Linked DNA regions of Homo sapiens: region 2 is linked to region 1. A link is a loop called in an ENCODE intact Hi-C map of the cell type or tissue named here. Cell type or tissue: Caco-2. All regions are shown on one strand. Each heading gives the region's core, and the rest is flanking DNA. Links, peaks and the distances in the headings are about the cores only. Region 1 overlaps STK32A-AS1 (STK32A antisense RNA 1). Region 2 overlaps PPP2R2B (protein phosphatase 2 regulatory subunit Bbeta).

What was found. Peaks named below come from ENCODE experiments on the same cell type or tissue, not always from the same donor. Only the 100,000 strongest peaks of a DNase experiment are listed, where the experiment ranks them.
Region 2: it touches region 1 in a loop (2.9-fold over the local background); 1 of 110 quality-filtered maps calls a loop at or near these places.

Annotation. Positions count from the first base shown.
Region 1 is chr5:147,169,722-147,181,518 of GRCh38, forward strand. It overlaps STK32A-AS1 (STK32A antisense RNA 1), which reads right to left. Exons shown (of 4, transcript NR_147190.1): 3 at 10,190-11,023; 4 at 7,314-7,768. Among named protein-coding and RNA genes, the nearest start is that of STK32A-AS1, 59 kb to the right of the region's middle. In Caco-2, for the core only: no CTCF peak of the experiment used is centred there; a DNase peak (open chromatin) is centred at 6,220.
Region 2 is chr5:146,856,548-146,868,344 of GRCh38, forward strand. The region is part of intron 2 of PPP2R2B (protein phosphatase 2 regulatory subunit Bbeta); the gene reads right to left. Among named protein-coding and RNA genes, the nearest start is that of PPP2R2B, 16 kb to the right of the region's middle. In Caco-2, for the core only: no CTCF peak of the experiment used is centred there; a DNase peak (open chromatin) is centred at 4,124.

The DNA of each region.
Region 1 (11,797 bases), core at 3,911-7,910:
TAATTCTAGTAATAAACAAACTAATTGTCAAGAGGAAGCTATAGTTATTGATTAAGCCTACCCTTTTGCCCTCAAACAAAGCATCTTATTATCTCCAGGAGTGTGCTTTTTGTTTTTCATCTCTCTGTAATGTACTATCGTCATAATTGTATAAAATATAATTTTGTACTATAATCAAAAGTGTGGAGCCCAGCAGAGTCTGCAACTCCCATGTCTGTAGTGTTTATACTCAAAAAGGCCACATCATGGCTTAGCAACATGGTTTCATTCACGCAGCTGTCTCTGTCTCAGGAAGGGACAAGGTGTCACACCTGATGGGTGCAGGGACAGAGAGGTGACTTCACTAAAGTCACAAACTGAGCCAAGGGCTGCACCGAGAATAAGCATCTAGTTCCAAGCCCAGGCTATGTTCTTTATGCACTTTGTACCTGGTTCTCTATTGTCATCACAAATTCATATTTTGTAATAAAAACACACCAAGGATTTTTGACCTTATGTATCATGTGAGGCTCTGAAAGATTACGAATCCACCACAGGCACCTGCCACAGGCTGAATTATTATTCTTCAATGATAGGCTGTCTTTACCTCTGTTGAAGGTGCTGCTGATTCTCAGTTACCCAGGTAAATACAGGGGAACAGACACTAAAAGCACAAGATAATCAGAGAGTCGTTAATAGCATATAAAGATTTGTCTCCAAGGAATGTTCATGGCAGCATTTTCATAGGGAAAAACTTACTTCTTTTTTCTCAAGGGATTTCAGAACAAAATAGAACAAAGCATTCTTGATGAAAGTCTACTAGCCTTGTTTTTTTTTTTTAAAAAAAAAAAAGAAAGAAAAGAAAGAAAAAAGCTGCCAAATATTCCTTACTGCAAATGAACACCAGAGATATAAGAAAGATAAAAGCTGACACTGCTGCAAATCACATATTTAGGGGAGGAACATCCTGGCTTGGAGGCAAGGCCATGCTGACCTCTGAGACGTATCTAGGGGCCCAGCATGTGGCAGGAGCAAAGTTCAACCTGGCATGTCTGAGAGGCCACATCACAGGCGCCACAGGCCAGGCAGGGGAGCGGATGATGACATTCACATTGAACTCACACAGGAACCTAGCAAGAATATCCAGTTTTGAGAAAACATGAGACTCTGATTTATCAAGTAGAAAACAAACACCAGACTGTACAGATCAAAGCAGAGCATTTAGAAACCTCACTGATGGAGAAATGCAAATCAAAACCACAATGAGATACCATCTCACACCAGTTAGAATGGCGATCATTAAAGTCAGGAAACAACAGGTGCTGGAGAGGATGTGGAGACATAGGAAGGCTTTTACACTGTTGGTGGGACTGTAAACTAGTTCAACCATTGTGGAAGACAGTGTGGCGATTCCTCAAGGATCTAGAACTAGAAATATCATTTGACCCAGCCATCCCATTACTGGGAATATACCCAAAGGATTATAAATCATGCTGCTATAAAGACACATGCACATGTATGTTTATTGTGGCACTATTCACAATAGCAAAGACTTGGAACCAACCCAAATGTCCATCAATGATAGACTGGATTAAGAAAATGTGGCACATATACACTATGGAATACTATGCAGCCATAAAAAAGGATGAGTTCATGTCCTTTGTAGGGACATGGAGGAAGCTGGAAACCATCGTTCTCAGCAAACTATCACAAGGACAGAAAACAAAACACCACATGTTCTCACTCATAGGTGGGAACTGAGCAATGAGAACACTTGGACACAGGGTGGGGAACATCACACACTGGGACCTGTCACGTGGTGGGGTGAGGTGGGAGGGATAGCATTAGGAGAAATACTTAATGTAAATGATGAATTAATTGGTGCAGCACACCAACATGGCACATATATACATATGTAGCAAACCTGCACGTTGTGCACATGTACCCTAGAACTTAAAGTACAATAAAAAAAAAAGGAACCCCACTTATGGGAGAGAGGTACATAAGCAAAGAGCCCTGAATTTAAAACTAAGCCTTCACAGGCACTAGTGGTGTGACATTGAGCAGGTCACTTCTCTGAGCCTGGGTTTGTCCTTAGGGCTGCCCTGAGGAAGAAATGAGTTAGCGTGCAGGAAGAGTCATGTAGACTTTGGCATAGAATAAGCCCATAATATATGTTCATGAATATTGTTGATCTTCTTACCATCTATTGCAAAAGGTGTTTCCCCAATCCCTTAAGCATGGGCTATACTTAGTGAGTGACTTCTTCCAAAGAATACAGTGTGGAGAAGCAGAAAAAAGAGTAACTTTACAATTAGGAAGCCTAACATCACTTCAACTAGGTGATCCAGGTCCACAGCAGGGATAAGTCATGCCAACAGTTCACACCCTCACGTGATGTGATGCGAAGGGCACTTTACCTCAGTGGTTGTCCTCCCCCAAATCCCTAACTCCAGTCTAACTATGAGCAAAGCATCAGGCAAATCCTAGGAAGAAGGCATTCTACAAAATACCTGGCCAGTATTTCTCAAAAGTGTCAAGGTCATTGAAAACAAGGAAAGCCTGAGAAAGCAAGTCACAGCCCAGAGGAACATAAGGACATGTATTGACTCGGTGTAATGCAGTATCCTGAATGAGATCCCAGAACAGAAACAGGACATTAAAGAAAAACTAACAAAATCCAAATGAATTATGAAGTTTAGTTAATGATAACGTATCAATATTGGTTCATTAGTTGTGATAGAGCTACATGCTGAAGTAAAATGTTAATAGTAGGGGAAACTGAGCGCAAGGTATACGGGAATTTCTGTACTGTTGTTGCAACTTTTCTGTCAATCAATCTAACACTATTCTAAAATAAAAATTTATTTAAATAAACAAGAGGCTGAACTCCCACTTGCCAGGAATGCTTCAAGTGGTCTTCACACATTAGAAGGGGAAGATATTAGACTTGACACCTTCTCTGAGATCCAACTCTAAACTTGTATGAGGTCACTTTTCACCTTGAAGAGCCCCCAGGCACATCTCTTTGGCTTAGGTCTATTTTCTCAATGTGGTTGCCATCCCACTCCTCATGCTATGAGGTCTTAGCTTCTAAAGTCTGTGTGCTAATAGCAGCTTCCCCCCACCTGGTTGCTGACTTAAAAACAAGATGTCTTCACAATTCACACCTTTTTGTTTTAAAAGTCTTTCAGGGAAGCAGAAAGCAGATGAGCACAACTATCAACGGGGAGTTTTACAAGGCTTAAGCTAAATCTCAGTTCTCTTTCTGAGATGGTAACTTTTAAAAGTGACTAATGTTTCGTGAGCATATATTCAATGCCAAACACCAGTCTACGCACTTTACAAAGTAATCTTATTTAATCATCACAAAAGGCTACAAACAAGTTACCATTAGCATCTCCATTTTACAGATGAGTACATTGGGTCACAAATTATTTAAGTGACTCATGCAAGTTCATACAATAATAATGGCTAACTGGAATCCGAGCTGTTCTGTATGCAGAACCCATTATGAATGAAATTTGGCAAATGTCTCCCTCTACACAGCAAGTTGGTCATAAAATTCATTCAGAACAGAATGATGAGTCTTCAATCACTTGTCCCATGATATGGTTTGGATTTGTGACCCTACTCAAGTCTCATGTCAAATTGTAATCCCCAAAGTTGGAAGAGGGGCCTGGTGGGAGGTGATTGGATCTTGGGGGTGAATTCCTCCCTTGCTGTTATCATAATAGTGAGTTCTCACGAGGTCTGGTTGTTTGAAAGTGTATAGCACCTCCCCCTTCACTCTCTTCCTCCTGTTCTAGCCATGCAATGTGTGCCTGCATGATTGCAAGTTTCCTGAAGCCTCCTCAACCACGCTTCCTAGAGAGCCTGTGGAACCAGGAGCCAATTAAACCTCTGTTCTTTATAAATCACCCAGTCTCAGGTAGTTCTTTATAGCAGGGCAAGAACAGACTAGTGTATTCCCTTACCTCCAAAGTGTGATTCTTAATCTCAGGCTTTCCAGACAAGTCGGGAAGTAGTGGCTTCAAAATGTAAAAACACATCTTCACTAATTGACTTTTTAAAATTAATTAATTTACAACAGACATTTCCGGCTCTGCCCCATTTCTGAATCTCAGTCATCGATTGCCCTATTTCTATCTCTCACATTAAGCCCATGCCTGGGTTCAGGACTGAAACAGGAATGGGGATGGGCTGCCAAGAGTCTGTTACCTGCACTACCTCCTCATTCAAAACAGCTGAACATTAAATGCATTGATTTTCAGTTCTGGCAAACTATCCCTAGTTTTATAACAGTCTTTTTGAAATGTTATAAATCCCTCCAGATTGGTTAATGCCCATTCAAACAATCTTTTTCCACAGGGAAAATGTTCAGCTAAGGCTTGCTCCAAAATAAAAACAATAATTAGGCTCATAATTATTATTACTTATTAAGCATTTCCTAAGGAATTGGACTGGATGGGTACTTTACAAGACATGTCAATGTATACTAACAGTGATAATTAAATAAGACATTATTATATCCATTTTAGAACTGAAGAAACAAGGCTGGGTACGGCCACTCATGCCTGTAATCCATCCCAGCAATTTGGGAGGTTGAGGCGGGTGGATCACAAGGTCAGGAGTTCCAGACCACCCTGGCCAACATGGTGAAACCCATCTCTACTAAAAATACAAAAGTTAGTCGAGCATGGTGGTGCTCGCCTGTAATCCCAGCTACTAGGGAGGCTGAGGCAGGAGAATTGCTTGAACCTGGGAGGCAGAGGTTGCAGTGAGCCGAGATTACGCACCATTGCACTCTAGCCTGGGCAACAGAGTGAGACTTCATCTCAAAAAAAAAAAATCAAAAAAAAAGAAGAAACAGGCTTAGAAAGGTTACACAACCTTGTTCAAAGTCACACAGATAATACATGGAGGAGTGATAATTTGGGCACAGAATCACCTGATCTGAAGCTTGAGAATGTCCCACTAGCCTACAACACTCCTCCCATTTCTGATCCTTTCCTGGCAAGCCATGGGCTCATTGTTGTGCTGTCTTCCTAGCCTCACACAGGGCCTCTTTTTTCCTCTTTGCAATGGCCTCATCTTGTATGGCACTTTCTCAATTCCAGGGTGTCTTCTTTCTCATCTGATAACAATCACCATGTTAAGTGAAGGTGACCAAAAGTCTGCACTGGGTAACACCTGTGCATCTCACCTGGGGCCCTCTGGAGAAAACCACCTCCTATTTGTTGATAGCTAAGCACTTTGCAGCAAGCTACTTAACCTCTGAAAACCTCAGTTTTTTTCCCCTTCAAATGAACATAATGCTGGCTGTCCTACCTAATTAACATCTATCCAATGCACACTGATCATTCTTGCAGGAGTTTCTCATTCGTAACTGCGTCATTAAATAAAAGCTTGCTGAAGAGGATGGGAAGAGTTACAGGCTATGAGCATTAACTGTGCAGATTCCATGTGACAAGCAACAGGCTAAGCACATTCATGCCATTATTTAACACAACAATCTTATGGTGCAATTTGTTACTGCTCCCATTTCACAGTTGAGATCATTGTGGCTCAAAGATGGTAAAAGACATAAAATATATTACTAGAAAGGAGCAGATATTTAAGTGTATATAAAATATGTTAAAGTATTTTAACAATGGTGAAGAATGAGACCAAGAAATTTTAACTGGATATATGATAAGCAGCATTCGCCACTCAGCTTGCCACTTCGCCTTCTCTGGTCCTCTTTTTCATAAAGTTGATAACCTTCTCTTCATACTTGCCTTGATTTAAACCAAGTTTTCCTGTTAACTTTTCTTCCTAATGAGCACTTTGCCACCCTTACTACTTGCCTTTCTCTTCCACTGTGCAAAAACTCCCAGACTTTGTTGTTTGTATTGAAAAGCCACACCCTTTTGATCTTTAGAACCAATCCATAGTCCATCTTGGGAAATAGATTTCACCTCCCTTCATGTTTCTGCATCTGTAATCAGCTTCTGAAGTCAGAATGCAGAAAGGCTGGAACAAAATCGTCTGTACTTTTCACAAATGCTGATAAGTCAGCCAAGAAAACCTGAATAGTACAAATGCCCTGCTGCAGAGGTTTTGTTTGGTAGCAAGTCAGACACAGCAAGGAGACCAAAAGAAAGCATTAATAATTTTGCCTTCCTCCTGATGTGCTGAACAACAAGCAGCCCCATGTGCTATGATTTCTTGGGAATGCAGTGCACATGGCGGCCTCAACACAGTGAGTGGCCTGATACAATTCAAAGAATGAAAGTCTTGGAGCCTAAAGACCTGATTGGTTCTGCTCTTACTAGGTACACAACCTTGGGCAGGTTGTTTAACTTCTGAGTCATCAGACATAAACTGGAGCTAATATTCTCTTTAGTGATACATAGTCCAGCTTGTATATAAGCCATCCATCTAAAAGTCATCCTTGCTTCTTCTCTCTTCCTTATCCCAACACCACCCAACCTGTCTGAATTGTGTTGATTCCATGATTTAAATATTTCTCAAATTGCATATCCAATCCCACCAGCTATATTAGTTGGCATCATAATGTCCTAAACTAACACTATATACTCCTAGTCCATTTCCCTGTTCCTAACACCAAAATATCCCTTCTCAGTGCATTCAGGTGTCTTGCTAAAGTGTACATCTCATCATCCTGCTCCTGATTAAAATATAGTTCTCATTCTTTACAGAATAAAGTAAAACTTTACCATCACAGGGCACAAAGCCCTCCATGACCTGATCTTACCTGTCTGTATTAGGAATCTTTCAGATGCAAGTGACACCTCTGAAATAGCTTAATCAAAAAGGAGTACGTATTAACTTACGAAACTAAAACAGCCTGCCGAAGTTCCAGGCAAAACTGGGTCCAAAGCTTAGTCTCATCAGGAAGCTGTCTCTCACCCTCCTTTGCTTGGCTTTCCTCCAGAGTAACTTTATTCCTTATTAGGTTCTTCCTGCTTCATAATAAATTGGCCCCCAGCAGTTTCAGGCCTACCTAGCATCTATTTAGCAATCCCTCTTTACTCCAGCCTGCCCCGAGAGTGACTTTTTCTCACTAATTTTAACAAAAGTCACAAGGCAGAATCTCAGTGGTCTGTCCTGGATTATTTGCTCAACTCTTTACAAACACCGTACCGTAGTGGGGATATGATGGTTAGGCAGGCACATCCAGGAGGCACCTGAACTACATGACTTAAGATCAGGGTTACCCCCGACCCACCCACACACATAAATCAGACTGCTATCACCAAAATAAGAGAAAATGAATGGTAGCCTAGGAAAATGACACCTACCCAAAGGAACTTCTCCCCTACTCGAGGTTCCAGAGTTTAGTGGCTCAAAACAACCATTTTATTTTGTGCATGGCTTTTTGGAGATCAAGAATTTAGAAAGGGTTCAGCTGTGCAGTTCTTGGTTGGAGGCTCTTCTGTGGTTGCAGTGAGACAGATGTCAGTTGGGGCTGGCGACTCGTGGAGGCTCCATGGAGCTGAGTGTCCAAGATGGCTTCCTCATGAGAACAATTGTTGCAGCCAGGATGGAGCTCAGCTGGGCTGGGAACTGAATGCCTACACGTGGCTTCCCCAGCATGAGAAGCTCAGGGTGCATGGACTTCTTAGTCAATAGCTCTGAGGTCCAAGCACTGCATTTCAGCGCAAAGGGGGAAGCTGCATCACCTTTTCTGGACCTAGCCTCAGAAGCCATGCAGTGTCACTTTTCTGCATTCTGTTGATCACAGGGATTCTCAGAGTCAAGGACGGGGACACAGACTGCACCTCTGAACAAGAGAAATGTCAAGTAATTTGCAGCCACAATCATTTTCTATTGTTCTTCGAATATGTTCCCATCACTTCAACATTTTTTTTTTTTTGCCTTTAGGAATGTGCTTCTCTGTCTGGAATGTCCTTTTTTTCTTCTATCTCCCAAGCATTACTCACCCTATGAGACACACACCCCCTGCAAAGCTTCCCTCTCCCCACCACATAGTAGCATTGGTCCCTTTCTCTGCAACACCACATTCCAAAAGTACCTTTATAATTATAAAACTTTGTGCCTCTGTCTCTATCAGCAGGCTATGAACTCCTTGAAGGCAAAAACCAAGTCTTACCTCCCTGCTTCACACATTAACCGTCTCTTATAGGCTAATTGTGTCATGTTTGCCTCATGGCAGATTTAGATTATACAGCCAAAGAGTTTCCAAATGTTGAAGTGTTATTCAAACAAAGGTCGTCATTATCCATAAGTAAGCCTTTTACTGAAAGAATGTAATAACTTCTCGTGATAGCTTTGCACCTGACAAATTCTAAATGGATACTCCATTTAACTGTTTAAAAAAAAGTTTAAGATTTTTTTTTTTACTTTCTTTCTCTGGCTTAAATAAGAGTGACGTCTAGTTGTTTGTTCTTTATCTGTTATTTAGATCACTGTTCCCCAGGTTTTATCAACCAGTCGCCTCTCCACAAGCCTATTGTATCAGGTCAATCCTTCTCTACTTTCTTCATAGTTTTGTACCTAACTCTTTGTAACACCTGATTTTCGTGGATCTAATTCTCCTATACACCTGTGTGTGTGTATCCCACATGCACATATGTTTTCTAAATGCCAATAAATAAGTAGTAATACATTTGAAACATTGTTATATGAAACACATACAAGAAATTTGAACAGAAAAAGCACAAATGAAATGTGTTCAATCTCACCAGTAGTCTTAAAAGTGATCATGAATACTGCAACCAAAAACATTTCACACTTGTATGATAGGCAGAAATATTTAAAAGACTTAGAATTTGAAGAAATAAGATATTTTACATGTTGATGGTATGAAATGATACAATTCTTCGGGGAAGAATTGATACATTTCTTTGGGGAACTATTTGCCAACATATAAAGTTAATGAAGCTGAGACTATTTATACCCTATAACCCTGCAATGCCATTTCTTGGAATACAAAGTTATTTCCATATGTTCATCCTCTGATGGGTGGACAAATAATTTGTGACAAATATTTATAAAATGGAATGTTATACTGCATTAAAAATAACCAAAACTGTAGGGATCAATATAGATGAATCTGGAAAAAAATCACATTGAGGGGGAAAAAGCAAACTACAGGAAAACTACTATATGACAATATTTACATAAAATTTCAAAAACAAGTGAGGAAATCCTAAAAATACTTAAGCTAACATAAATTTGTAGTAAAAGCATATATACCTGACAAAAATGATAAATGCCAAAATTAGATTTGTAGTTACTTTTGCAAGTCAGAGAAGAGATTCAACGGGATTGGTCATGACATTTGTTCTTAAATGGTGGTGGATACCTCATGTTTGTTATACAGCTCTTGGTATCTTTTTGTATGTCCAGAATAATTGTATTTGTAATAATAAATTTTAAAGAGAAAAAGCTTATACTATCATTGAAAGATGTTTAAAATATAAGCATACTTGTATACTTATAAACTTATATACTTATATACATAAAATATATACTAACACACACATGCACCACCCATTAAAAAAACTCAATGATCATGAAAACATACCTGCAAAGTAAAAGAGTGGAAAGAGATACAAGAAAATGTTATGGTAGTTGTAGCAGCTGGTTTGGAATTATGATTGCTTTTAGTTTTTTATTTGTGTTTTCTGCTCCATTTTCCCTAGTGAACATAATTAGCTCTTAATGAATCCGAATTAATATTTTCTAATGTCATGTTTGTAATAAATACTGACAATCAGTCCACTTGTCCTGATGTGTCTTTAAGAGGCAAATAGACTCAGAAAAATACTCAGAGTTGCGTCTCTGTATACAATACCATTTGACCTAGTTGAGAAAACAATTTTAAAACAGGACAATATCCCAATCTTTTGTAAGCTTACCAATTAAAAACAGATGACAAAAAAGTGAAATAGGCCTATAAATTGAGCATAAAAAATTGCATTTGAATTTCGGTGCTCTTTGACATTTAGACATAAGGCTGGTCTCCACTCTGTCTTTTGATTCTGGAGAAAAGCTAATGTCTTTAACAAGAGTGTGAAATAGCTGTCCAAACATGTCATTCTTGCCACTGCCTTTATTCACACCAAATGTTCTACTTTCTCTTTCAAATGAGGAAAAGATAGCACTGCAACCTTCCCCCAACTATAGGAAATGGATATAATTGAAGCATGATTTGTGTTGGGTCATGTTTTTCACTCACCTCCTTAGTGAAGATGCCTCCCCGCCTGAGAGGAGCCAGCTCCGTGTGGGTGTTCAGTGCTTCCAAAACTTGCTATCCAGCCCACCTTGTGATATAACAGAAATAACCAAAATGGAGCAAGTTTTCCTGCAGGATTTCACTTCTACCAAAAAGAAAAAAGAATAACAGCTCTCCCAGGTTACATAAAGGACTCCAAAGGGTTCTGGAAATACAGGAATGGTTGGTAATCTGGTGGGTCATTTTACAAATACCTTAGGAGGAATTGATCATCATAGAATCCTCACCACCTGAATTGGGAGCCTTGGTGAACACGTGCTTAAAAATGTAACACCTGAATTTTATTTGGTGCTCCCCTGTGCTCTATATTGAGTTAAATACTTTACATTCAATGTCTCAATGAATCTTCCTGGCAACTTTATTAGGAAGGTTTCATTTTATTAGTTCCCATGTTACAGATGGGAAAATTGAAGCTCAGAGAGAAGTTTAGTGGTTTGTAAAGGCCATGAAAGTAGTAAATGATGGAGCTGGGATTTGGATCCAGGTAGCCTGTCTGATGCCTGAACCTCTCTGCACCTGTCTTTGGAATCATTCAGTGATCAGTGCTTTCACCTATATCATCCCTATTACTGCTCCTATAGCCATTACTGGTGGATATGGTAATCTCTGTTTACTGATGAAGTAGCTGAGTCTCTGAGAGATCAAATCACTTGCTCCCCAAAACCAGAGCTATCTAGCTTCAAAATCAATGTATTTAGCAGTAGGCCACATTCTTTTTCATAGACCCACAGCCAGGACAGAGTGATTCCAAGTCTCTTCTTCCCTCTGTTTCTCCATCTGCAAAAAAAAAAAAAAAAAAAAAGAGAGAGAATCATATTTTCTCTGTTGAAAACTGCAACAGTTTGTGTGAAGAACCAAAGAGATTCAATGTCAAAGAACTTTGAAAAGTATGAAGACATAAGGGATTCATATTTACACCCATATTTCAGCTAAGTTTCCTTATCTGGCATCAACAATTAGAAAACGCCAAGTCTCTCCCACTCGTGCTGATAAGGCTGTGACTAATAATGTATTCCCTACTTTCCTTTATAGCAGGACTCAGATCATTGTTTGTATCCAGCCTTTTCCCAGACAGCCCTGTACTTTAAGACTGATACACCTGTAACCCCAGCAGCTTGGGAGGCCGAGGTGGGCAGATCACCTCAGGTCGGAAGTTTGAGACCAGCCTGACCAACATGGAGAAACCCCGTTTCCTCTAAAAATACAAAATTAGCTGGGTGTGGTGGCCCATGCCTATAATCCCAGCTATTTGGGAGGCTGAGGCAAGAGAATTGCTTGAACCCAAGAGGCGGAGGTTGTGGTGAGCCAAGATTGCGCCATTGCACTCCAGTCAGGGGAACAAGAGTGAAACTCCATCTCAAAAAAAAAAAAAAAAAAATTGATATGGTTTGGCTGTGTCCCCACCCAAATCTCATCTTGAATTGTAGCTCCCATAATCCCCACATGCCATGGGAGAGACTCAGTGGGAGGTAATTGAATCATGGGGGCAGGTTTTCCCATGCTGTTCTCATAATAGTGAATAAGTCTCATGAGATCTGATGGTTTTATACA
Region 2 (11,797 bases), core at 2,555-6,554, 310 kb before region 1:
GGCCACTATTCTCTGTCTTGGGTTCTCCCTTGGCTCCTGTGACAAACATGGGGTTCAGATCCAGACTCCAGGAGGTAGTGATGCTTCAACTTTTGGTAACATACAGGTGCATTTACATACTTTCCACATACCCCCTACCATCTCTTTGGGAGAGTTTGCTCCAGGCCTGTCAAAATCCAGGCTAACAAGGTAACACAATCAACACTGTAAAAGCTTCCTTGCCTCAGCCCCGTCGACCTGAAGTGGACTGCCTACTCACTTGAGAAGACAGACAGAGAGCCACGGTCTCAAAGTGTTGCTCCTGATCATCATCAGCAGCAGTAGGATTACCTGGGAAACTGAAAAAATCAAACTCACAGGCCTATAGACCTATTCTAAGCTTGAGGGGGTGGAGCCTGGAACCTTGTATTTAACAAATACTTCAGGTGATTCTAATGCACGTTAAAGTTTGAAAACAGCTGCTGTATGACCTCTAGGGAGTTTTGAAGAGGCTGTAGTGATCAGGAGAGCTGGCTTCATATAGCCAAAGTAGGGTCCTGTGGACAGGATACTCAGCGTTTGGGGTAGGGTTTTATGGTGCAGGGCTAGGAGCAGTGGGTGAAAGAGAATGCTCTGGTGCAGAACAACTTCTATGCAATAGGAACTATTCAGGAGCAGAAGTAAGTCACCTCACTCGTTAGAAATGGCCCCATTTCTCTGCAAGCGTTCAGAAGTATGAGGTTATATCCTACGAGAAACTATGAAAAAGGTGATATAAGAAGAAATATTCAAAATAAACGTGTAAGATTAAAAAAAATTAGGCCTTAATGGGAAGCTTCAACATACCACTAATATAGAACAAAAGGTTCATAATTAGTCCATTATTGTTAATTTTTTAGTATCTTAAATTTATTATCCTTAAATATCCTGCTGATGGTGCATGGAGTAGATAATGAGTTTTAGTTTCCTCAATGTTTCATTTCATATTCAGAAAAAGAATCCAACCTAACAGATTATTTAAAAGAGATAAAATCACCACCAGCCAGTACTGATACTGGATCAAAGATTAAGGTTAGTGTATTAACTTATTTGTCCTCTGTTTTGTAATCAAAACAACTGTCTTCTAACGGTAATATCTTAAGACATATACATAACTGTACTAATTTTTTTTTTTTTTTGAGATGGAGTTTTGCTCTTGTTGCCCAGGCTGGAGTGCAATGGCACGATCTCGGCTCATTGCAACCTCCGCCTCCCAGGTTCAAGCAATTCTCCTGCCTCAGCCTCCCTAGTAGCTGGGATTACAGGCATGTGCCACCACACCTGGCTAACTTTGTATTTTTAGTAGAGACAGGGTTTCTCCATGTTGGTCAGGCTGGTCTCGAACTCCCGACCTCAGGTGATCCGCCTGCCTTTGGCCTCCCAAAGTGCTGGGATTACAGGCATAAGCCACCATGCCCAGCCAACTGTACTAACATTAATAAAAATACAGCTTAACATTTAGCAATTACTACCTACTATTTTCCTGGGACTGTCATGAGCACATTACAGGCACCGTCACTTTTAATACTTACAATAGCCTTATGAGGTTAAGCATTGTTATCTTTATTTTACAGATGAGGCACCTGGGCTTAGAGAGGTTAAATAACTTGCCCAAGGACTAGCAAGTGGTGGAGCCAGGATACAAACCCAGTCATCTCCAGAGTCTGTTTTCTTGACTACTTTTTTCATATAATTCTAAACTCTAGGGTTGGGAGGGTAAAAATGTATGTGGTCCAGTGCAAATAATACTTATGACCACTTAAGTCTTCTAAAACTACTAAAAACAACCAACTACTCACTGAATGTTTAATCTGTGTCAGGGACTGAACTAGCCATGTACAAGTATTATCTCACTTAATCCTCACAACAACCATGGAAAGTAGTTACTACTATTGTCTTAACTTTACATAGGGGCAACTGCAGTTAGAGGATTTAAGTAATGAGCCCATCTTCTTATCAAAGATTTCACTGCTTACATAATAAAATGGAAATGAGGCAAAAAAAATACACACAGTACTCAGTAAATGTTGTTTACTAGTCACTAGTAAATTAGTGACTAGTTTCTGGGGATCAGAATGGTGTTGGTGATGATCAATCCATTGTTTTTCTTACCTATTTTCTTGCTCATTCCAAATGGTAGATATCTGTGAGTTAGATACTTGAGCGCAATATACAGCCATGACATAAAAGTAAATCCACTGGCTTCTCTATGTCTTTATTATCACCAAACCCTAGTGCTTTAAGGCTTGCACCACTGTCCAGGAATGTGGTTCCAGAGACTCTTCCACTTGGCAAGAGTAACAATGAGTGACTTTAGGAATGAGACACAACCCATGCCCAAGCCCCAAAATCAAAGGTGTAAAGCACACCAAGTTGTTCCACCCAAAGAACCTTGTTCTAAAAATGTTAGTGGTCAGTGTCTTACAGAGAGTCAGCAAGCAGATGCACTTTTTTCCAAGACTATAAGATTTCATCTAGTTGGGAGTTTATTGATTTATCTGATATTCCAATATCATAGAAAGAGCTCGGTTTTATGAATCAGTCTCTAAACCTCAGTCTTTTCTCCACCATAAACTAGGTATGTGATCATAGACAAGTTGATTAACTCCACTGGATCTCAGTTTTCTCACTGAAAAAATGAGAATAAAGGAAATTTACTCTTTATATTTGTTGAGCAGAGTAGATAAGAGCTGTGAAAATGCTTTGCAGAAATACAAAACCCCTCCCACAAGTATAAGATGACATTACTATTTTACATAACTCCTTCCTTGCCTAATATTTAGCTGCTAATGTATCAACCTGTTTGGAGAAGTTGGTTTATTGAAGAACTAATTTAAAAGCAAGAGGAAGGGGCAATTCTTAAGAGTTGAAAACTATCAGCAGTGCCAAAGACAACTGAATTGTTTGATCAGTTGTTTTGATGGTTAAGAGGGAGTAAGATATTTATTACCTGGGTAACCAAATAATGTGCATGTTGCAAACCCCTGTGACATGCAGCTTATCTATCTAACAATCCTACACATGTACTTCTAAACCTAAAATAAAAGTTTTAAAAAAAGAGGGAGTCAAGAGCCAGTAAGCGTGGCAAACCCCCCAGATAAGTTCATGTTGGTATGAAATAGCCTGAGAAACCTTTCTGTGAAAGCAACAAGGAATATCACAAAACTACCATGTAAATGAACAGGACATAAATAGCAGCTCAACAACATGGGCTCTTTGGGTTTCTATTCAAATTTCAAGGTGCCAAGTCTCTTGCTTGTCTACATCAGAGAGTAGAACGTGGCCTATGTATAGATTAGAACATCAGGGAAAGGAGGTAGTATGAAGGACAGTTTTGTGTAGGGAAAAAAAAGAAATTCTATCTGAAGTTTACCTTGGAGAGATGAAGAAAATATGGTATTTAGCACTATTAAGTGTTTTTCCATCTTATTGGAGAGATTCAACCAAAAGGTATAAGAGCAAAAACACAAAAATCAGGAAAACAATTTTTCTAGTGATTTTACCTTTATCTTGGACTATGGTTTCCTCTCAAGGTATCTAGCAGATTAAAATTGCTTTGTGATGTGGCACCACCATCCTGCTTTTCCTTTTATAGCTCTCATCTTAAAACGTTTTACAGGTCCACACAAACAGGTAAAACAAAAGCCATCATGCTATTTTAAGTATACATTTTCCCTGGGCCTATCAAATTTAGAAAAGCATATTCACTCTTTCAAGTTGCTAGTTGTGGCTTGAACTGATTGCTTGATTAATCACTCAAACTCTGGCTCTAGACCATCTTACCCATGTTCCCTTTTCAGTATATCAAAAACAGAGGTCATGAGATTGCTTAGATCATGAAACCAAGAAAGGAAATCAAGCCTTTGACACAGAAAACACACCACACTTTCTAAAGCAAGATCATCTTATGAGTGGATGGTAGTATTCTCCTATGTTTCTCTGACAAAATGTACCCATACTCTGTCTTTAACAGCCTCATTGCCATACACTACACTTGACCTGCTGCCCCATATGCAGACCTCTCCAGTAGGTCCGATAGTCACTAATCCACTGACTAAACATTTTAAAACTGGCTTTGGCAAAACATGCCAGAAATTCCTTCAGGGTAATTAAAACCACCCTCTGTGTCAATAAACACAGACTGAAATCTTTCATGTGCAGAGGGGCTGGCTCTGACCCACTGGCTCTAGGACATTTTTTCTTAGATGAGTTTTCCATCATTGCAATTGATTTTCACTGACTCATCCAGACCGTTGCTCAGTCCCCTTATAAAATGATTGGCTGAGATCAGAGATATAGTCTTAGCTTTCTTGTCGCAGCCAAGACATAAGGACCAAAGGGGCTATAAATCTAAGGGCCAGGCTCATTGCTAAAGCCTTTTCACCCAGATCTTCAGGTGACAGACCTTAAAAAGGATTCTTGCTATAGAAGCTGACAGTCACAGTGTTCACTTATCACTCCTCTTCCAGCATTCAAACTGAATTTTTTCTTTTTTTTTTTTTTTTTTTTGAGACTGAGTCTCCTCTGTCGCTCGGGCTGGAGTGCAGTGGCGCGATCTCGGCTCATTGCAACCTCTGACTCCCAGGTTCATGTCATTCTCCTGCCTCAGCCTCCTGAGTAGCTGGGACTACAGGTGCCCGCCACCACGCCCGGCTAATTTTTTTGTATTTTTTGTGGAGACAGGGTTTCACCGTGTTAGCCAGGATGGTGTCGATCTCCTGACCTCATGATCCGCCCAGCTCGGCCTCCCAAAGTGCTGGGATTACAGGTGTGAGCCACCGCGCCCAGCCTAATTTCCTATATTTTTAGTAGAGGTGGGGTTTCACCGTGTTAACCAGGATAGTCTCAATCTCCTGACCTCGTGATCCACCCAGCTCAGCCTCCCAAAGTTCTGGGATTACAGGCGTGAGCCACCGCGCCCGTCGTCAAACTAATGTGTCTTCAAAGTAAAAGGAAGAACTCAGGTGAATATTCGCTACATTAATTCCCAGAGACTAGTCACATAGCAGACACTCCATGAATTGTTTCTCACCACAATGGCAGCCTTACTGTTTTTATTATATAAACAATGTATATATTTATTTAAAACTGTCATACATTATAAACAATATAAAAACAGTAGAAGTTACCTAAAATTTCATCAGCCTGAGTTATCAATATATTTTTGTTGCCATTTTTCCATGGAATTCTTTGTCTATACAAATAAAATTTTATATAAGAGAAATCATACTTTACATACCCTTTTTATCATGGATGAAGCTACCTTTGACTTTCTTTAAAATACAGCATTGTTTTTTTTTTTTTTTGGCTTGCTGCTTTCATCCCCCTCATAGCCAATATTAATAAACTTTCACATAATTTTTCTTATTGATATTATCATGTAATAACTCATATAATATGAATGAAGTTTCAGTTGCTCAGTAAATACCTGCTGAATGGTTAAAGAGTGAAAGAACACACGCATAAACACGAGTGAATGAAAGAATAAATAATCTATTATGATCTTAATTAGCCAGTACAGTTTCCAAGTGATTGCAGAAATCTCAGATCACATCTTTTGACATCTCCCCTGCATCTTTAAACTTTAGTTGGGGTAGGAGGACCTGGCTTTACCTCATTCAGAGGGACCTGCAAGTCTAAACTCCCAAGAAAAGAATATGTAACTGGCTGCTCTCCTAACTACAGAAATGCTGTTAATCTACTCTCAAATTGAAATCAAATTCAAAAACCATTACTAAGCACCTGTGTGCCAAGAACCCTACTGTCCTTTGTATGGTAAACTAGAGGGAAAGATGTGGTCACTGCCTTCTTGGAGTGTCTGTCTTGTTGGGGAGATGACGTGCAGGATCTGTGTCTTTAGATCTAGCTGTCTGAACTTGGACCTCAGTTGCCACATTCGTGAAATGGGGAAAATATCTATAAGCTCATAGGATTGCTGTGGTGATCAAACAACTTGAGGAATTCAGGAAAAACTTCACAGGAAAATGTGGACTGGAGGCAGGCCTTGCAGGTACCAGGGAAGGGGAAGCAGGAATGGCCTGGAGTAGTGAGGACCCAGCACAAGCCAGCCTCAATGCTTTGAAGATCAATTAGGAGAGACTTAAAAGATGAGAGGACAGGCAGGAAACATGAAGGTTTATAAGCACAGGAGAAAACTGTGAACAGACTAATCTTCTTAAAGGGTCAAAGAAAAGTAAATTTTTTTTTTTTTTTGCCTTTTCAGCATGTGCCAATGTCTACATCAAGGCCATTCATATGAGTGACTCAAAGGCAACCTGCTTGTCAAGTAATTGGAAAAAAAAAAAAAAAAAACCCTGGCTTACATAATGGGCTCAAATCCAAGTTTCTAAGACTTATAGGAAAAATTCTGATCAGAAAATTTCCATCTCAAATTGTGCTGAGGAAGCTTGAGGACTGAGTAAGCATGTTGCCAGCTGAAGTACAATACGATAATCAGACTGCTTTTGCTTTTTTTTTTTTCCACAGTGCACAGAGATTTGTAGGTCCTGGTGGGTGCTTACCAAGTTTCTGATCTCTGACCCCAGAAGGGGTCAGAGAACCTACAGAAAAATACATCTTGTTCACAAATGGAACTGCACCCAAAACTTTCCCTCTATATCCTATTAAGTGACCAGAAGGTCTTGACTTCTAAAACATAGTATGTCAGTTTCACCCAGGCTAATCCTACAGAATAGGAAAAGGGATTAGAAATTAGTCATTGCAGGATATGTCAGCTGGAAACACTAAACTGTCCTAATCTCTTCTGATAGTTCAGGGTTCTAGGGAAGCTCTTCTCTGCCTGTCATATCTTCTCCTTTTAAACTGGCACCATTGATGAGTTCCAGTTTGCATGTCCCTACAGATCTGCGCTACTCTAATTAATCCCACCTACCCTTGGCTCCAAGACAGAAGAGGAAGAGGATGAAAAGTAGATTTTAATATTGCACCCCCAAATCTCCATTGAAACTTGGAGTTTCTAGAAGATGCTTTAACACTTTTAGTCCTCTGAGAAGGCAACTGGGTCACCTACTAACCACCACAAATATTTATCCATTCAACTGCCCATCCATCCATCTATCCATCCATCCATCCATCCATCCATCCATCCATCCATCCATCCTTTAAATTTTATGTGCTTATCCTGCGTATAATTTTTAAAATATTGTATAAACTTTTTTAAATTAAAAAAATGCCTCAAAGAGCTTAATATTTTTATTTCAATAACCCAAGACACTTCAAAGAGGAAGAATGTTCTAAATAAATACTCAGGCTAAATGAATTGAGATTTCACACCGACTCCCAACTGTAACCCCCAAAGACTGCTGAAATGCAGACAGCCAATATACTTTGAAAGTGGACTAAAAATCGCTCACTGAAAATATGGACAGAACAAAAGTGGAAAAGGGCCATAGCAATTACAAAGGTATTCCTTGGAACAGCGATTTTAGAAGGAAATTTATTCCTATCATCTAGAAACATAATTGTTCATACCATTTAATCCAGTAATCTTGCCTTTAGAAACTTGTTCTAAAAAATAAAGACACGGTTTAGAGTCATGCCATTATTTATCTATTTCACAATTATTACAGCAATATTGGAAAGAATCTAAACTTCCATCATTAGGTGGCTAGTAAAATTATGGTTCAACTATAGAATGTTAACTACAGTGGTAATTTATAAGATTTGTACTTTTTATTTAGATTAAACAATAGTGCCAGTTTTGGGAGAAGACTAGAGATGTCTGGAAGTCTAAAGTCATTGATAGTTAAAGTCTAATTTTTTTCAGATTTGCCTGGGTTCAAATTTCATTCAACCACACATAGTATTAACCAAAAAAAAAAAAAAAAAAAAAAAAAAGCACAGCTTTCCGAAATGTCAAATTTGTACCCCATGAGAGACTAGCTCATTAAACAACCATACTGGTTGTCATACTGGGTCAATCATTCTTTGAAGTTACCTACTCACCAGTTTGAAGAAAATTAACATTTCTGGGTCACCAGGTTCCATATACTCATCTACAAATGATGCCCTGGAACCATGAAAGTAATTTTATTTAATATAGGTGGGCAACTGAATCCCAGGGTACAAACTACTCACCCATGTGCTTAATGGCAGAGGCTGAGAATTGAGCCTGCCTCTCCTCTCAGAAAGGGTCGAAGTACCTGGAGCTTTGCGGGGTAGAAGGGCAATGGGATCAAATTAAAATTCAATGGCTGTATCTTTAAGAATTTTTTCTCTGATCTTCACCCCACATAAGTTTCCTAGGATAAACTTAAGCACCTTGAAAATTTGTGACAATGTGAGGTGGAAGCAAAATATGGATAGAACAAAAGTGGAAAACGCCTACAGTAATTACAAAGGTATTCCTTGGGATAGCCATTTTAGAAGGTAATTTAGTCCTATCATCTAGAAACATAATTGTTCATACCATTTAACCCAGTAAGCTACTTTTAGAAACTTGTTCTAAAACATAACCAAAGACATGATTTAGAGTCTATAACATAACCAAATACATTATTTATATATTTCAGAATTAGTATAGCAAATATTGGAAATAATCTAAACTTTCATTATTAGGCAACAGGCAAAATTGTGGTTCAACTATAGAATATCATAGAAAAATGCTAACAGTTTGTGTCTGGGGCAAAAGCAAACAAACAAACCCTATAGATGATGTTGTTTTGCATAGAATCCTAGCATTCTCCATTCATCTCTCTCTTTGTCTCTGACACACACACACACACACACACACACACACACACACTGAGCCTGGAAGGAAATATAGCACATCAAAAATGTTTATAATGACTGTCTCTGGCACAGCTAGAAGTAAATTTGATTTTCTCTTTTAGAATTTTCTGTACAGTCAAAATTTTCATAATGAACATGTACTTTATTCTCTTAAAGGATCTTCCTTCTTTAACAGGTTTCATATTCATATTCACGTGTGTTTTTTAACGTATATATTCCCAATAGAAGGCAAGTTCTGTGAGAGCAGGGTCTACATTTAATTTTTAAATATTTTATACCTAGGTTTTTTAGCACAGTGCCTAATATATAATAAATGTTTTTAAAATAACTACTGAGTGAACTATTGGACAGACACTGATTAGAAGGGATATGGCTATGTGTGAGGACTCTAATGAGCTGTCAAACATTCATTCCATTACATCTCTAATCTCCAGCTCACTTGTTAAAACAACATGCCACCTTCCTCGCATACTTTTGCCTCCTAACATCACACAAGACTCTGCCTCCAATGAGGAAAGCCATTGCCACCCATCTCTACCTGCCAGCATCCTACCAAGGCCCCACCTCCCCACTTAACCACTTCTGGTGAGGTGAGCTTCCCTCTAGCACTTACTGCAGCCACTCACTTAGACGATTAATACTGTTTGGACCTCTATTAGGTTCCCGGTACTCTTCTAGAACAGGGGTCAGCAAATGATGGTCTACAGGCTACTCCTTGATTTTGTAAATAGAGTTTCACTAGAATACAGCCATGTCCACATACTACAATGGAAGAATTGAGTAGCTGGGACAAAGGCTGTATGGTCAGCAAAGGCTAAAATACTTATCATCTGACCCTCTACAGGAAGAGTTTACTGATCCCTGCTCTAGAACATCGACATAATTTTACAAAATGGAGATAATACCAAAGTTTCATTCTATTAGAATATTCATAGGCAATATGAGATCCAAAGTATATGTCCAATAACTTTGTACAGAAAAATTATTGTATTGTACGTCAGTTTGCTCTTAATAACATATATTTTTATGTCAGACATACCTGCATTCAAGTCCTGGGTCTGCTGATTGATACTGGGAAAGATGACACAAATTCTCTAAGCCTCAGTTTTATCATCAGCAAAGTAGAAATCTATTTTCTCTTTCACTCCATAAGTGTGTAATGAGTGCTTTTTCACCAGATACTATACTAGGAGATGGATAAACAATGGTGAATAAGATCTAAAGTCTCACCTAATTCAGCTCTAATTATACATACTTTTGAGGGTTGTGGTGAAGATTAAATTATATATATATACACACACGCAGATACATACATATATATACACACACATATATATGCACACAGAGGCATCTATATCATATATACATCATATGTAGTATACCATAGATACATAATACATAGTATATCACATAGAGTACATCCAGAATACTTAACCTGATTCCTGCTACATTGCAAGCACTCAGTATATAGTGGCTCTTCCTCATGATCATAATTACAGCAGAAGTCCTTTTAACAGACCTCCAAGTAGCTGACACTCCAAGAAGAAAAAGTGCCTTCCATTCTTTCTGTAAAACAGGCCTACAACATCCTTTATAAGTACTCACAGCTAATTGAGTAGACTAATCTCTGGTACATAGGCAAACTTCTGCTCCTTCAGGTTGAGTTGCATGTTTACTGAGAGTCATTTGTGTTTGTTTCCAAATCTCCTGATGCAAGTTATACTTGTTAGTTAATTAAATATCATGAAAGGTAATGAGAAGAATAGTGTTAAAAGGAGGATGATTGTTTCATATGAAAAGTCAGTTGAAGAATTTCAAAAGACTTGACAAAGCATTGTCAAATTAAAAGTAGGAGATATAAAAATTGGGGAACAATTACAAAAATCTAGAAGTATTCTGTAGTAAGATTGCTTCTGCGATATCTATGGTCTTGTTCAACCTCAAGGAAATCAAAATTGGGCATGGTCTTTGTCATTTGGGGGACAGTTCATGCAAGAAAAATATTACAACCCCTAATCAGCAGATCCATACTCAAAGGTAAGGTCTTGATTCTTCATCGGGCCTTTCATTGAAATTAGTAAATTTAAATGGTATGTTATTTTTTATGACTCCTTGCCTTAACTTTTCAAGTTTACTGTCAACTATTGGTCCCAAATGCATGGAGTAGAGAGGGAATCTTTTGTATTTATTTATTTATCACATATAAATAGTAACATGTTGCCTCATCCCCTGCCATATTTTTGTTGGCAAGAAAACACTCAGCAAGATGAAGTGACCTGCCCAAGGCCACAGAACTAGCATAGCCAGAGGTGTGTCTAGAGCCAGGTGGGCTCTGATTCCACCACTTCGGCCACCTCATGATAACAGAGAGATAAACAGGACACAGTTTCACGCACCCTGGCTTCTGTGGTTAATTATATTTTGAGAAGGACGGAGTGTCACCTGCCCAAATAGATGGAAAGACATTTGAGAACAAGACTATAGGCTTATACTTCACCATATGCCCCAGAACTTCCTACATAGCACTTGGCAATAAATAATTTTTGTTTGAATTGTTAAATTTTCTTTCCTACTTTATAATAGTGGAAGAAATTGGGGCCTTCCTGGTTTCTGAAAAAATTATGCTCCCTTGGAGTTTATAACCCCCACCATGGAGTATAAAATAACAGGAGAGAAATTCTATTGTGCCTGTCAGATCATGTCATTGAGAGCTTAACCTCATTGATTGGCACTTGCTCTTCCCCATCAGTGTGGCAAGATGAGCAGCACCCTGCTCACCAGATGGTTATTTGTTCCACCAGCCACCTTTGCTGAGTCCCTGATTCACTCCAGCCCAGGACTGTCTCCAGCATTCATGCTGCAAGGCAGCTCCTGCCAACAACTTTGCCAAATGGCTCCTCTCAAAGTCATGGCTGCCCAGACAGACTGGCTCCTCCATCTGCAGCAGCTTTTGGCAAAGAGAAGTTTCCCTTTCTGGCTCTGCCTCTTGGCTGCACCAGAACCTTCTTGCCAGAAGGATGATTTGACC